2 separate regions of the Mus musculus genome follow, and region 1 is linked to region 2. Evidence: chromatin loops called from intact Hi-C (ENCODE). Cell type or tissue: gastrocnemius. All regions are shown on one strand. Links, peaks and the distances in the headings refer to the core of each region. The heading gives the core; the rest is flanking DNA.

Evidence for each region. A loop is a pair of places that touch in the nucleus more often than their neighbours do. Peaks named below come from ENCODE experiments on the same cell type or tissue, not always from the same donor. Only the 100,000 strongest peaks of a DNase experiment are listed, where the experiment ranks them.
Region 1: it touches region 2 in a loop (3-fold over the local background); 6 of 42 quality-filtered maps call a loop at or near these places.

What each region holds. Positions count from the first base shown.
Region 1 is chr1:13,039,166-13,045,630 of GRCm38, reverse strand. No RefSeq gene overlaps it. Among named protein-coding and RNA genes, the nearest start is that of Slco5a1, 51 kb to the right of the region's middle. In gastrocnemius, for the core only: no CTCF peak of the experiment used is centred there; no DNase peak of the experiment used is centred there; H3K27ac peaks cover 1,764 bases.
Region 2 is chr1:12,986,972-12,993,436 of GRCm38, reverse strand. It overlaps Slco5a1 (solute carrier organic anion transporter family, member 5A1), which reads left to right and starts at 2,302. Exons shown (of 9, transcript NM_172841.2): 1 at 2,302-3,857. The coding sequence starts at 2,942. In gastrocnemius, for the core only: CTCF peaks have their summits at 687 (motif pointing left) and 3,076 (motif pointing left); DNase peaks (open chromatin) are centred at 2,303, 2,698, 3,073, 3,557 and 3 more places; H3K4me3 peaks cover 4,878 bases; H3K27ac peaks cover 2,316 bases.

The DNA.
Region 1 (6,465 bases), core at 917-5,916, 52 kb before region 2:
CCACCTGAGTGTCATCCCTAGAACTGTGTAAAGAAGCCAGATGTGATAGACTGCAGTGTAATTCCAGTGATGGAGAAGCAGAGGAGGGGCGTGGAGCTCAGTGACCATCCAGTCTAGCCTATTTCTCCTGGTTAGAGCTGATCTCCATATACATAAGCATACACAAAGACATATACCTACCCACACCCAGTAACACAGCTACTTACATGTTGTGTTGGTTTGCACATGCTTTGCCTAGGGAGTGGCACTATTAGGAGGTGTGGCCCTGTTGGAGTAGGTGTGTCACTGTAGTCATGGCTTTAATAGTTATGTCCTAGCTGCCTGAAAGCCAGTATTCTCCAAGCAGCCTTCAGATGAAGATGTAGGATTCTTTTTTTTTAAATTATTATATCTAAGTACACTGTTGCTGTCTTCAGACACCAGAAGAAGGCATCAGATCTCATTATGGATGGTTGTGAGCTACCATGTTGCTGGGATTTGAACTCAGGACCTTCAGAAGAGCAGTCAGTGCTCTTAACCGCTGAGCCATCTTTCCAGCCCAAGAGGTAGAATTCTTAGTTCCTCCTGCCACCTTGGTGATAATGGACTGAACCTCTGAACCTGTAAGCCAATCCCATTTAAATATTGTCCTTATAAGAGTTGCCTTGGTCATGGTGTCTGTTCACAGCAGTAAAACCCTAACTAAGACAAATATGTACCATTTCTCCTTATCAACAACAACCAGCCGGGCATGGTGGCACTTGCCTTTAATCCCAGCACTTGGGAGGCAGAGGCAGGCAGATTTCTGAGTTCGAGGCCAGCCTGGTCTACAAAGTGAGTTCCAGGACAACCAGGGCTATACAGAGAAACCCTGTCTCGAAAAACCAAAAAAAAAAAAAAAAAAAAAAGAAAAAAAAAGAAAAACAACAACAACCACAACCACTACCACTGAAATAGCAAGCAGCCCAGTTTTCTGGTGGAAGCAGTGGGGCACTGTTTTACACATCACTTAGGGCGACCCTCCCAGGTTTTGGAAGAAAAGCATCAGTGTGCAGCATCTCTGTCCTGACTGAGTTTCCTCTCCTTCATTATTTAAATCTGTGGGCACTGCTGTAGAAATGGATGCATGGACTGCTAGATACAAGGAAGGACACTCCGTTAATCTGGGTGTCGTGTAGTAAATACATGAGTGATAGGCTGGACACAGTCTCCAGTGTCTTTGATCCCAGAGCCTTGGAGGCAGAGGTGGGTAGATCTCTGTGAGTCTGAGGTCAAACCAGTCTGCAGAAGAGGGTTTCAGGCCAGTTAGAGCTACATAGTGAGATTGTTTCAACAACATCAACAAACTCCAAACTTAACCTAAACAACCTCCCAAACCTCCATCCAAACCAAGAAATATGTGGTTAATTTATGCACCATCCCAAATATTGCATGGGCTGTATTTCTACCAAACAACCATTTTTGTTTACATAAACGTCAGCTTTAGCTGGATGTCTTGTGTGATATTCATGGTAGATCAGGCAGTGACAACTTTGGGATTTCTACAGACACACCCATTCCCCATTACTACCTTCCTGAAATTCTCCCCCTGCCTTGGCAGTGTGGGGTAGAACCCTTGGCTGCAGTGGGAGAGTCTGTTCCTAGGAGGGCATCAGCAGAGTCTGAGACTAGAACAGTGTGAGCCATGGAAGGGGAGGGTTGTTTTCCAATGTGGGGGTGGTGGTGGTGGTGGTGGTGGTGGTGGTGGAATGGGCCAGCTGTAGGGGCTGGAAATCTGGGCCTAATTCCTGGACTTGTTGATGAAAACTCACATTGACCTTGAATAAAATCCCTTTGCAGTCAAACTTCTTGTATGAGTTGTGCTAACCTAATAGAAAATTGTTGCTGGGCGTGGTGGCACACACCTTTAGTCCCAGCACTCAGGAGGCAGAGGTAAGTGGATTTCTGAATTCAAGGCCAGCCTGGTCTACAAAGTGAGTTCCAGGACAGTCAGGGCTACACAGAGAAACCCTGCCTCAAAACAAACAAACAATCAAACAAACACAAAAAAATTGTTGAAGGGATTCATAGGAAACCAATAAAGTTGTGTTGATCTTACAAAAGAACTGTATTAAGGAAATTTATTATTGGTGTTGTTACAAGTTTTTGATAGGGTCTTCCGATGTAGCGCGGGTTAGCCTTGAACTCACAGTGGTCCTCTGCATTAGCCATCCTCCTGAGTGCTGAGATTGCAAGCATGATGAGACACTTGGCTAGACAATGTGGAAGGTGTGGTGTTAGTGCCCCTCACTTAGAGGTATGGAAGAGAAGGAGCCTCTTTCCCACAGCCTCTGTGATGAGCCTTTGCTGTATTATAGCAAATATGAAGGCAGGTAATTTTTAAAATTTATTATTTTACAGGTACAGGTGTTTTGCCTGTATGAATATCTGGGCATCAAGTGTGTGCAATACCCACAGAAGCCCAAAGAAGGTGCTAGATCTTCTGGAACTTCAGTTACAGATGGTTGTGAGCCTCCATGTAGGGTCTAGGACTTGAATCTTGGTCTTCTGGAAGAGCAGCCACTGCTCTGGGCCATCTCCTCAGCCCTGTCATTGCTTTGAAAAGCCTTCCCCTTGTTCCTTGCTAAGGTTCAGGCACTAGGACAGTTACAGATATAAGATGCCTTCTGCCTTTCCTTCTTCCTTGTCTGTCTGCTGTAACACTTCAGAGGAGTTCACACTGGTTAGATGCCCTCTGAACAGTTACACTCTCGGGCTGGGGATGTAGCTTAAATGGTAGCGTGCTTGCCTATCATGCTCGAAGCACTGGGTGTGATCTTCAGCACTGGGTGAACTGTGGGGCTGGCACTACAAACTTGTGGGCTGTGCTGGCATATGTCTATAATCCTAACACTTGAGGGATAGAGGCAAAAGGATCAGAAATCCAAGGTCACCCTCAAGTAGATAGCCAATTCAAAACCAGCCTGGGCTACATGAAATCCTATCTCAAAAAAAAAAAAAAAAAAAAAAAAAAAAGGACATTCTTTCCCATCTCTGCTAAAATGCAGAGTCAGTAGCTAAAATTAAGTCCAGTGTCTTCATGCCAAACTGCTAAACAGAGACCTGCCAATGGCAAAAAGCTTTTTCCTTTGTTTATGGGTTGCTAGGTAGAAAAGAATCCTACTGGATACCAAACTCTGGCACCCTTCTCCACAGCTGGGAGGAGGCAGACCTCTGCAATTAAGAGGAAGTCTGTTTTTAGTATTAGTCTTATAAACATAGATGGAACAATCAATTATAAAAGTTGTTGGTGATTTCTGATTTAACTAGAGCAGAACTCCTGCTAACTAGGAACTCCCATGGAACTCTCAGATTTGTTTCCAGCCCTGTGCTTACTTTTCAGCCCTTGCTGTATTAGCAAATACTCAAATATTTTCCGAGTATTGATTTAATAAATATATGCTGTGGTTGTTTGAGTGAGAATGGCCCCACTAGGTTCATATATCTGACGGCTTGCTTCCTAGTTATTGGAACTGTTTGGGAAGGATTAGGGGGCATGGCCTTGTTGGAGGAGGAGGTGTGTCAATGGAGGTGGGCTTTCAGGTTTCTCTCTACCTCCATCCTGAGAGGCTCCAGGTCTCAGCTGCAGTTCTGGGACCAGGCATGCCTGCCTACTATCATGTTTTCTGCTTCAATGACCATGGACTCACCTTCTGAAACTGAGCAAGCCCCCAACTAAATGCTTTCTTTCTTTCTTTCTTTCTTTCTTTCTTTCTTTCTTTCTTTCTTTCTTTTTTTTTTTTTTTTTTTTTGGTTTTTCGAGACAGGGTTTCTCTGTATAGCCCTGGCTGTCCTGGAACTCACTTTGTACACCAGGCTGGCCTCGAACTCAGAAATCCGCCTGCCTCTGCCTCCGGAGTGCTGGGATTAAAGGCGTGCACCACCACGCCCGGCCTAAATGCTTTCTTTTATAAGCTGCCTTCATCGTAGTCTCTTCACAGCAATAGAAAAGTAACTAAAACATGGCACACTCTTTTAAATTTTTAATTAATTAATTAGTTAATTAATTAATTATTTTTTTGTTTTGTTTTTTTGAGACAGGGTTTCTCTGCGTAGCTCTGGCTGTCCTGGAACTCACATTGTAGACCAGGCTGGCCTAGAACTCAGAAATCCACCTGCCTCTGCCTCCCGAGTGCTGAAATTAAAAGCGAGTGCCACCATGCCTGGCTATTTATTTATTCTTCACTCATATATTATACCTCAGCCCCAGCTTCCCTCCCTCCTCTCCTCCCAGTCTCTCCCCATTACCTCCCCTCTCCCCCAGATCCACTTTTCCTCTGTTTTCTTTCAGAAAGGGTTGGCCTCCTGGGGTTATCAACCAAACATGGCACATCAAGATGCAGTAAGACTAGGCACATCCCCTTATATCAGGGCTTGACAAGGCGACCCAGGAGGAGGAATAGGGTCCCAAAAGCCAAGAGTCAGAGACAGACTCCATTCACACTGTTAGAAGTCCCACAAGAACACCAAGTGTTGGGCTGGTGAGATGGCTCAGCGGGTAAGAGCACCCGACTGCTCTTCCGAAGGTCCGAAGTTCAAATCCCAGCAACCACATGGTGGCTCACAACCATCCGTAATGAGATCTGACGCCCTCTTCTGGAGGGTCTGAAGACAGCTACAGTGTACTTACATGTAATAAATAAATAAATAAATTAAAAAAAAAAAAAAAAAAAAAAGAACACCAAGTGCACACCTGTAACAGAGATGCAGAGACCTAGGTCTCTGATTGGTTAATTTAGGGCTTGTGTGTTGAGGTCACTTAGGAGTTGCTTCTCTCCTTCACCCAGGCAGGATCCAGGGATCAAACTCAGGTTGTTAGACTTGGCAGCAATCACCGTCTCTTGGTAAGCCAGCTCTTCTTTTTTTATACTTACTTATTTTTATTTACTGAGTATGACTTGGCACAGTCGTGCCTACTGGAAATGGTGAGAGTCATGAAGCAGCACAGCTGTTTGACACATTCCAGCTAAGCTGAGCTGAATGCTGAAGTCGCTGCCCTTTGATCTCTAACTTTTGCGTTTTGGTCTCTGCATGCTGCCCTCTTGGGAGCTTTCTGCATTGTGATTCATTTTATGTCTTTCCCCAAGAAAACTGTGTCTGAGTCTTTGTAAGGAAAGTTCTAAACATATTGTTTTCTGGCCACTATTTGAAAGTCTTCTTTAGGCCCTGAATATCATTAAGCACAAAGAAGCACACAGCTAGATGAGGCCATTTCTCCTGGAACCTTCTTGGGGCATCTGCTCTGGAGCAGACACAAAACGTATAATTGGTGCAAGATAAACAGAGACAATTAATAATCTCTACTGACCAGGAGAATAGGTTACAGATTCAAGGCCTCCCTTTACAATACACTTAGAGTTCTCTGAAAACATACTTTAAAGATGGGGATTCATACAGGGTACACCCTTGGAGGAGTAAATCAGTAAGTCAGATAGGTTAGCTAAAATAAGGGTTTCTTACTTTATAGTGTAGATTATGAAACATATAGTAAAAGAAGTTATGTATTAGTACTTGCTATTTATAAAAAGACCGGTTCAGATATTTTCTGCTTGTCTGGAGGGCTTTCCAAACTGTCAGCCTAAAAGCAGGCTGTCGTATAATAAATGTGTTTGCTTTGGAGGAGACTTTCTTTAGATTCTTTACATTGGACTTATAGGGCCGATAATAAAAATAAAATCTGCGGCTGGCGAGATGACTCAGAGGGTAAGAGCACTGACTGGTTTTCTGAAAGTCTTGAGTTCAAATCCCAGAAACCACACAGTAGCTCACAACCACCTGCAGGTTGAGATCTGACATCCTCTTATGGTGAGTCTGAAGACAGCTACAGTATACTTATGTATAAATAATAAATAAACCTTTGGGCTGGAGTGAGCAGAGACTGAGTGAGTAGAGTTGACTGGAGCATGCAGAGGTCCTAAAAATTCAATTCCCATCAACCACATGAAGGCTTACAACCATCTGTACAGCTACAGTGTACTCATATACATAAAATAATAAATAAATAAATAAATAAAATCTTAAAAAATGAAATCTGTTCTATTTATATTTTCTAATTGTGACTGAACATGGATGTGTAATGAAAACTCAAACATAATCTGTACTTCCAGGAGAATCATTACTTTGTTGCAGGATATTTGATGACATTTTGAACCCCAAGATTGTGTTGTTTACCTGAAAAACCCGTTTCTGGTTGTGGTGTGGCTCAGCCTTAGCACACACCTTTAATTCCCCTGGCTGGAATACAGACACACCCTTACTATACATCCTTAATCCCAAACAATGAAGGTAAAGTTAATTTGTAGAAGAAAGCAGCCATATTTGAAAGTGATGTGAAATTGAATGGCAAAGTGACAAATCAGAGAAAGATTTGACAGAATAGGATCTGCCCTACTAACATGAGAAGAGAGAGGAAAGAGAAGGAGGCCGTTTTACCTGGAGAGTCTTACA
Region 2 (6,465 bases), core at 669-5,668:
CCACAGCATCCCCCGCCACCCCATCGGCCTAACTAGGCTAGCCACTTCTACTTTCTCAACCTGTTTTCTGTCTCCCTGCCTCGTCACATATCAATATGTCTGTCTCTGTACTCACAACAGTCCACCACTATTGACAAAGCTATTTCTGGTAAGAAAGGCAGAATGCCATGGCCCCTTGGGACTGACAGTACACAAGTCACGAACCCCCTGTGTCCTGTTCCCTGCCGCTCTTGAGAAAACTGATTTACTTGTAGTGCCATGCCTCTGTGCCTTTGCAAGTGCCCTTCCTGATCCGGACAGGAAAGTGAATGGGTGTCTAGTTCTGCAGTCGCACACTGTATAGAATGAACTGTATAAAATCCTTTTACGTGGATATTTTGGCGGGGGATGGGAGAGGGCAAGACAAGTTTCCCTAACATTAGGGATCTTGTTCCACTTTGGTCCCCAGAATCTGCTATGGTAGAAAAGACATGGTGTGTGGTGAACATGGTAGAAGCCAATAGAAGTATTTCACATGAGATGGTCTTTCTGTCCACCTTGGTGACTTAAAGACACCCGCACCCTTGGGGCTTCAGTGCGGTTCGTCTTCCCACTGTACAGATGAAGGGCAGCGGGGTGGCTGGTTGCCTGAGGGCTGGGCTGGGTGGCTGCCCGCGCGCCTGCGCCCTCTGCTGCTCCGGTCCTGGCGCGTCTCTGTGCGTGTGTGTCTGCCTGGGGAGAAGAGGCTTGGGTGACAGGCCAGAGGTTGGGGGAAGAGTTAGCCAGCTCGACTCGCAGTCTCACTCCCTGATTTCTCGGCGGCGGGACCGAGACGGTCTCCGCAGGCGGCTGGCCCATCTTCCCCCACCGCTGCCGTCCTACAGCGGCTGATCCTCTCCCAGCCCGGCAGATTGGTCGTCACCCTCGCTAGTGAGTTGCGAAAGCTTGTGCGCCTAGCAGAGCGGCGAGCTGTGCCTGGCGGTTCTGTCCTCCCACCGGCTGTGTGTGTGTGTGTGTGTGTGTGTGTGTGTGTGTGTGTGTGCGTGCGCGCGCGCGGAGGGGATGTCCCTAGGATTCCGCGTTGGTTCCGAGAGCTCGGGGCGGGGATCCGCGTGTCCATCCCATGCGAGTCTGCGTCGCGATGCGGCTGCTCCCTCAGCCAGGGGCTCCGACGCCGGGATTCCCCAGCTCGGCGTGCAGCCACGGGTGGAGTTCCCCGGGAAGGCGCAGGGGTGAGCGGGCGGAGCCCAAGTGCCGGCTTGCAAGCCACTGGCAGTCCGGTCCTGAACAATACTGGGAGATGTTGTAGCCGCCTCTCTCATCTTTTTTCTTTTCGCAGCAGCATCACAAAAGCTCAGAACGAAACCCAACGCAGCAGAACCCCAATGCCTCCCATCTGGTGCACTTCGCCGCCGGGGCAGGAGGAGTATAGGGTTCCCCAAGATTAGGGATGGGGTTTACAGCGGAGGCGCACCTGTATTAGCGCTCGCTGAATTCAAACCAAGCGCTGGCTCGCACAAAGTGAACTCGTGTGTGTGTGTGTGTGTGTGTGTGTGTGTGTGTGTGTGTGTGTGTTATACTTCAGGCCTTCGCACACCTCACGCTCTCAGGGTGTGCTTGGCAAATAGCACACCTCCGGGCCGGCGTGCCTGTGTTGAGCCGTTTCGGTGGGCTCCCCGCGCACGCTGTGCCAGCTTGCCAGCGTCTCTTTGTTTGGTGTGGCTTCACTCAACCATTTGCAAAGCAAATTGATTTTCGGTTTCGCTCAACCTTGCGCTCTGGGACTTAACGTGGGCCACAGCCTCGAATGCCCTCGTTACTTGTAATTGAATATAGTTCTTTCCGGCAAGGGGCTATTTTTAGTGTAGAGAATAACCACGCAAGCATGTTGATCCCCTCCCCCCACGCGCTGTCTTTGACTTTAAGTAGGTGTTTGATGGAGCGGACGCATTCACATCTCGTCGCGCACACGTGCCAGTGTACAAGTGTGCACACATATTTCTACACGTAGTTTTCTTTCTACCGCTTAAAAATGTATTTTAAAATTTGAGACCAGGAATGTATTGTGTGCTTGTAAAAGGAAAAAAAAAACTTTCCTTTGTTCTTCTGGGAATCTTCTATTTTGAGTCATGGAGTAGGAGTACCAGAAGGTTGCTATTAGTTCACTCGAATAAAAGACACTGCCTTCTGAGTCAGAGCTGCCAGGCTGATAATTATTAACATATAAAAGCAAACGCACTGTTTAAGGCAAAAGGGGCGGGGCGGGGGCAGGCCCGCCGCAGACAATGAGCGAGAGTCTTGGCGGACCGCCTGCTGCTCATTGTTCCGGGACTTGAGGCTGCAGTCTCTGCAGGTCCCTCCTGCACGGTTCAGCTCCTGGCTAGCACCTCGGTCCCTCTGGGGTCCACGAGGTTACTTAGCACTAGTCACCGGACCCCGGGTTGCCAGCCCCAAGTGCATCCGTCCCTCTGACCATCAATTCTCTGCTTTACAGGTCGGCAGCTTCACGACCCTGTGTGTCACAAGCCTTGCGGTGGGCACCGAACACCCCTGGAGCCACAAAGTGGGATGTTGTTCGGACAGTTGCGCTAAGAGACCCCACACTGGGCCCAGGTCGCTCTAGCTTCTGGCCACCGTCTGAGAGGCGGCGGCGGAGGGGATGAGCACCGGACGCGCAAAGCGCCTACCGCGAGCTATCCCTGAGAGTGGACACCAAGCAGGACTCCTCGAAGGACCGCGTGGACCTTTACCTCCCCCGGTACAAGGTGGCTTCTTGTTGTGCCTCGGGTCAGGATGCTCTGGGCACCTCCCTGCTGCTGAGATGTTTTGCTTCCAGGCTCTGCCATCCCCAGCCCGGGTCTCAGGAGGAGACGACTGAGTGGGCCGGGCATCAGCCCCTCGTTCAGGTGGATGAAAAGTGCCGGAGGCCTTATATGGAATCAGCGATCACATTTTAAGAGCCATGGACGAAGGGGATGCGCAGTCTCGGGCCCAACAGCAGCTAGAGGCACCGTCTTCGGTTGGAGCTGTCCAAGAGAAGTGCGAGTCAGAGTCCTTCAGGTCTAAGAGTTTACCGGTCCTGCACAGCGCCTCCTGCCGGCAGAATTTCAGTGCTGGGAATGCAGATGGCAAACTGGCCTTGGGTTGCAATGAAGCTCCAGGTCGCCAGGAGACGCATCTAGGACGGAACTTGATAGTCCCCAGCCCTTCTGCTCCATCCACTTCGGCAGGCACTACAACGGAACTCATGGACTGTAACCACAGGATGGACCCCAGCAAAACTGTGTCAGTATCTTCCACTTTGGCCACACTCCAGGAGAGAAGGTGTCTCTACGTGGTCCTTACGGATTCTCGCTGCTTCTTAGTGTGCATGTGTTTTCTGACTTTCATCCAGGCGTTAATGGTCTCTGGGTACCTGAGCAGTGTCATCACCACCATCGAAAGGCGCTATAGCTTGAAGAGTTCTGAGTCAGGGCTGCTGGTCAGCTGCTTTGATATAGGAAACCTGGTGGTGGTGGTGTTCGTCAGCTACTTTGGTGGCCGTGGGCGAAGGCCCCTATGGCTGGCAGTGGGTGGACTTCTTATTGCCATCGGGGCTGCGCTCTTCGCTTTACCTCACTTTATCTCACCCCCCTATCAAATCCAAGAGTTGAACGCTTCGGCCTCCAACGATGGCCTTTGTCAGAATGGCAACTCCACAGCCATCTTGGAGCCTCCTCCCTGTCCCAAGGACTCGGGAGGAAATAGTCACTGGATCTACGTGGCTTTATTCGTTTGTGCACAGGTTCTCATTGGAATGGGCTCTACACCGATTTACACCCTGGGACCAACCTATTTAGATGACAACGTCAAGAAAGACAATGCATCCTTGTACCTAGGTAAGACTTGGAATTCTCAGGCATGTAGTTGGCTCACAGTGACATTCTTTTTCTTCCCCAGTCACAAAGGAACACAACCTTTTGTGTTTTCAAGTATATTAAGCATTATGGTTCATTCCTTTTGAGTCCTGCTTTTGGTGTAGTATGTTTTCAGTTTGGGATAAAGAGCTCTTTGAAATAATTTCACAGTTGTCTTTTCTCACCAATACAAAGGCTGAAAAATAGGACAGCACAGGGCCCGTTCCTCTTGTTGTTCACTTTTGGGGAACCTCTATTTGTCAAGTTTATCTTCTAAGCTTTCTTTCCAAGAAATGACCAGAAAGGAGGAGAGCTCACCAGCAGTTTTGAGTCATTGCTTTGCATTGTTACATCTGTTTCTCATCCCTAAAAGCAGATGATGGGGTAGCCAGACCACATATGCTATGTCACTTCACTTCCAAACTCTATTCTGAACATGTCTGATCACCCAGCACCAACAAAGCCTGAAAAACAGTAGATGAATAAGTTATGTCTGCCCACGAGGAAGCAACAGCATGGGCCATGGATTTATCCAAGGCTGTTTTCATTGGGCTTAGAAGACCTCAGTTACTGGAGTTTGTGAGAGTTCATTACTGTCTTCTGAAGAACACAGGCTCTTGGGTTTCATTCCTTGCCTTTCATTTAAGAGCACAGCAGACAGAGGTGTTTGGGATAAGTTCCGGGTATCCATGGGAGGTCAGCCAGGTATGCACAGGGCTAACCGAGTTTCTAGATGTAACTTTGGTGGTTGTCAGCATCTCTCTGTAGTTAGTAATTGCTCCTTCTAAAGTGCACTAAAAGATGGTTTTGAACCCCTGGAAAGGATCAGTGTTGTTAGACCAGTTAATTGCTCTCTGTTCTGTTTTGCTGGAGTCCACCTAACACTTAAAACACCTAAAGGCACTCTGTGTGTGTGTGTGTGTGTGTGTGTATACATCTGTGTGTACACCACAGGACAACCTTGGATGTTGTCTTCTCTCTCTCTCTCTCTCTCTCTCTCTCTCTCTCTCTCTCTCTCTCTGTCTCTCTCTTTCTCTCTCTTTCGTTCCTGGCTTAGAATTCACCAAGGAGCTCACCTATGTGGCTGTTTAGTAACTTCTTAGCTATGTGTTGGTAGATTCCTTGATGTCTGAATGAGATTTTCCAAGAGAGTGAAGAAGATGGTCAGCTTAGAAGGGCTGTACTTTGTCTTTAGTTTACCCACTGCCCTTGGAGTTACTAACTTAACTTTGTTAGTAAATATACGCACAAATGGTAAAATAAGTATCAATATACCCACTCACTAGACTTAATAATTCCTTATTTTATCAACTGTGTATGGTGGCCAATACCTGTAATTCCAGCACTAGGAAGGGTGAGGTAAGAGCATTGCTATGGTTTTTAAGGTCACCCTGGGCTACATGGCGAGTACTAGGCCAACCAGGGCTACATGGTAGATACTGTCTCAAACAACAACAAAAACTCCACTTTGTCATGCTTAAAAGAATCTCCGTATGTGTGTGTATATTTGATGTGGGGAGCTTACTAGCATCTCCCCAATATGTGTGTATATATTTGACATGGAGAGCTAAGCTAAGTGTGTAGGTACCACTAAGCTTCATTGTGCCTCTTCTAGAAATAAGGGTATTCTGGGATTGGAATGTAGCTGAGCTGTAGAGTACTTGCCTCATGAAAGATGCTCTGGAATTGCTCTCTAGAACTACCAGTAAGTAGGTAAACAAACAGGGAAACAAATAAATGCATTCTTTTCCATACTGACAGATGTATCCACATGGTAAGAAAGTTAAGAACTAGTTCCTAATATTGTCAAACACCTTTCCAAATTCAAATTTCAATTGCCACCCGAATTCTTTTATAATTACTAATGTTAAACTCAGGAATTCCTCAAAGGTCATTTATTAATATAATTACATTTGGCCATTTGCCATTGTAGCTTTCATAATGGAGAAAATACCTCAACCTGTGTGTGTGTGTGTGTGAAGTTGACCTTTTGACTTTTTTGAAATAATTATAAATTGATGACTGCCTTAGGATACATTTTTTAAGGAAACTCCACCATAATTCTGACTTACATTAAATTAATTTTAGTAATCAATACAAGATTTTTTTTCTTAGAAAGAGGCTCACAGTGGAACCCAGGCTGGCTAGGATTCATTAAGTTTGTAGTCTAGGCTGGCTTTGAACTTTCAATACTTTTGCCTCAACTTCTTGGGTGCTAAGGTAACAGGCACATACCAACACGCCTGATCAAACCCTTTCAAATGGGCTTTATAGGTTCTTTCTGAACGAATTACGATCAGGAGACTAGTGTTTTCCAGACTACAAGCAATGTTACCCAGTCAGAATGTAGGGATTCCTTTCCAGTGAGTAATGAGGGGAAAACACCTCATGTTATTTCTTCACAAAGCTGTTGTCTGCGTTATCCATCTCCTTCCTCTCTTTTCTGACCTTCCTAGTCAGTCTTTCCAGAAAATAGCAACAACAAACCTAATGCCAGATAGCCCCTTAGAAACTGGGGGCAGGAGCAAATATCTGAAGTAACATTAAAACACCAGTATAATGGATGGGGATGTAACTGTGCACCTTCATC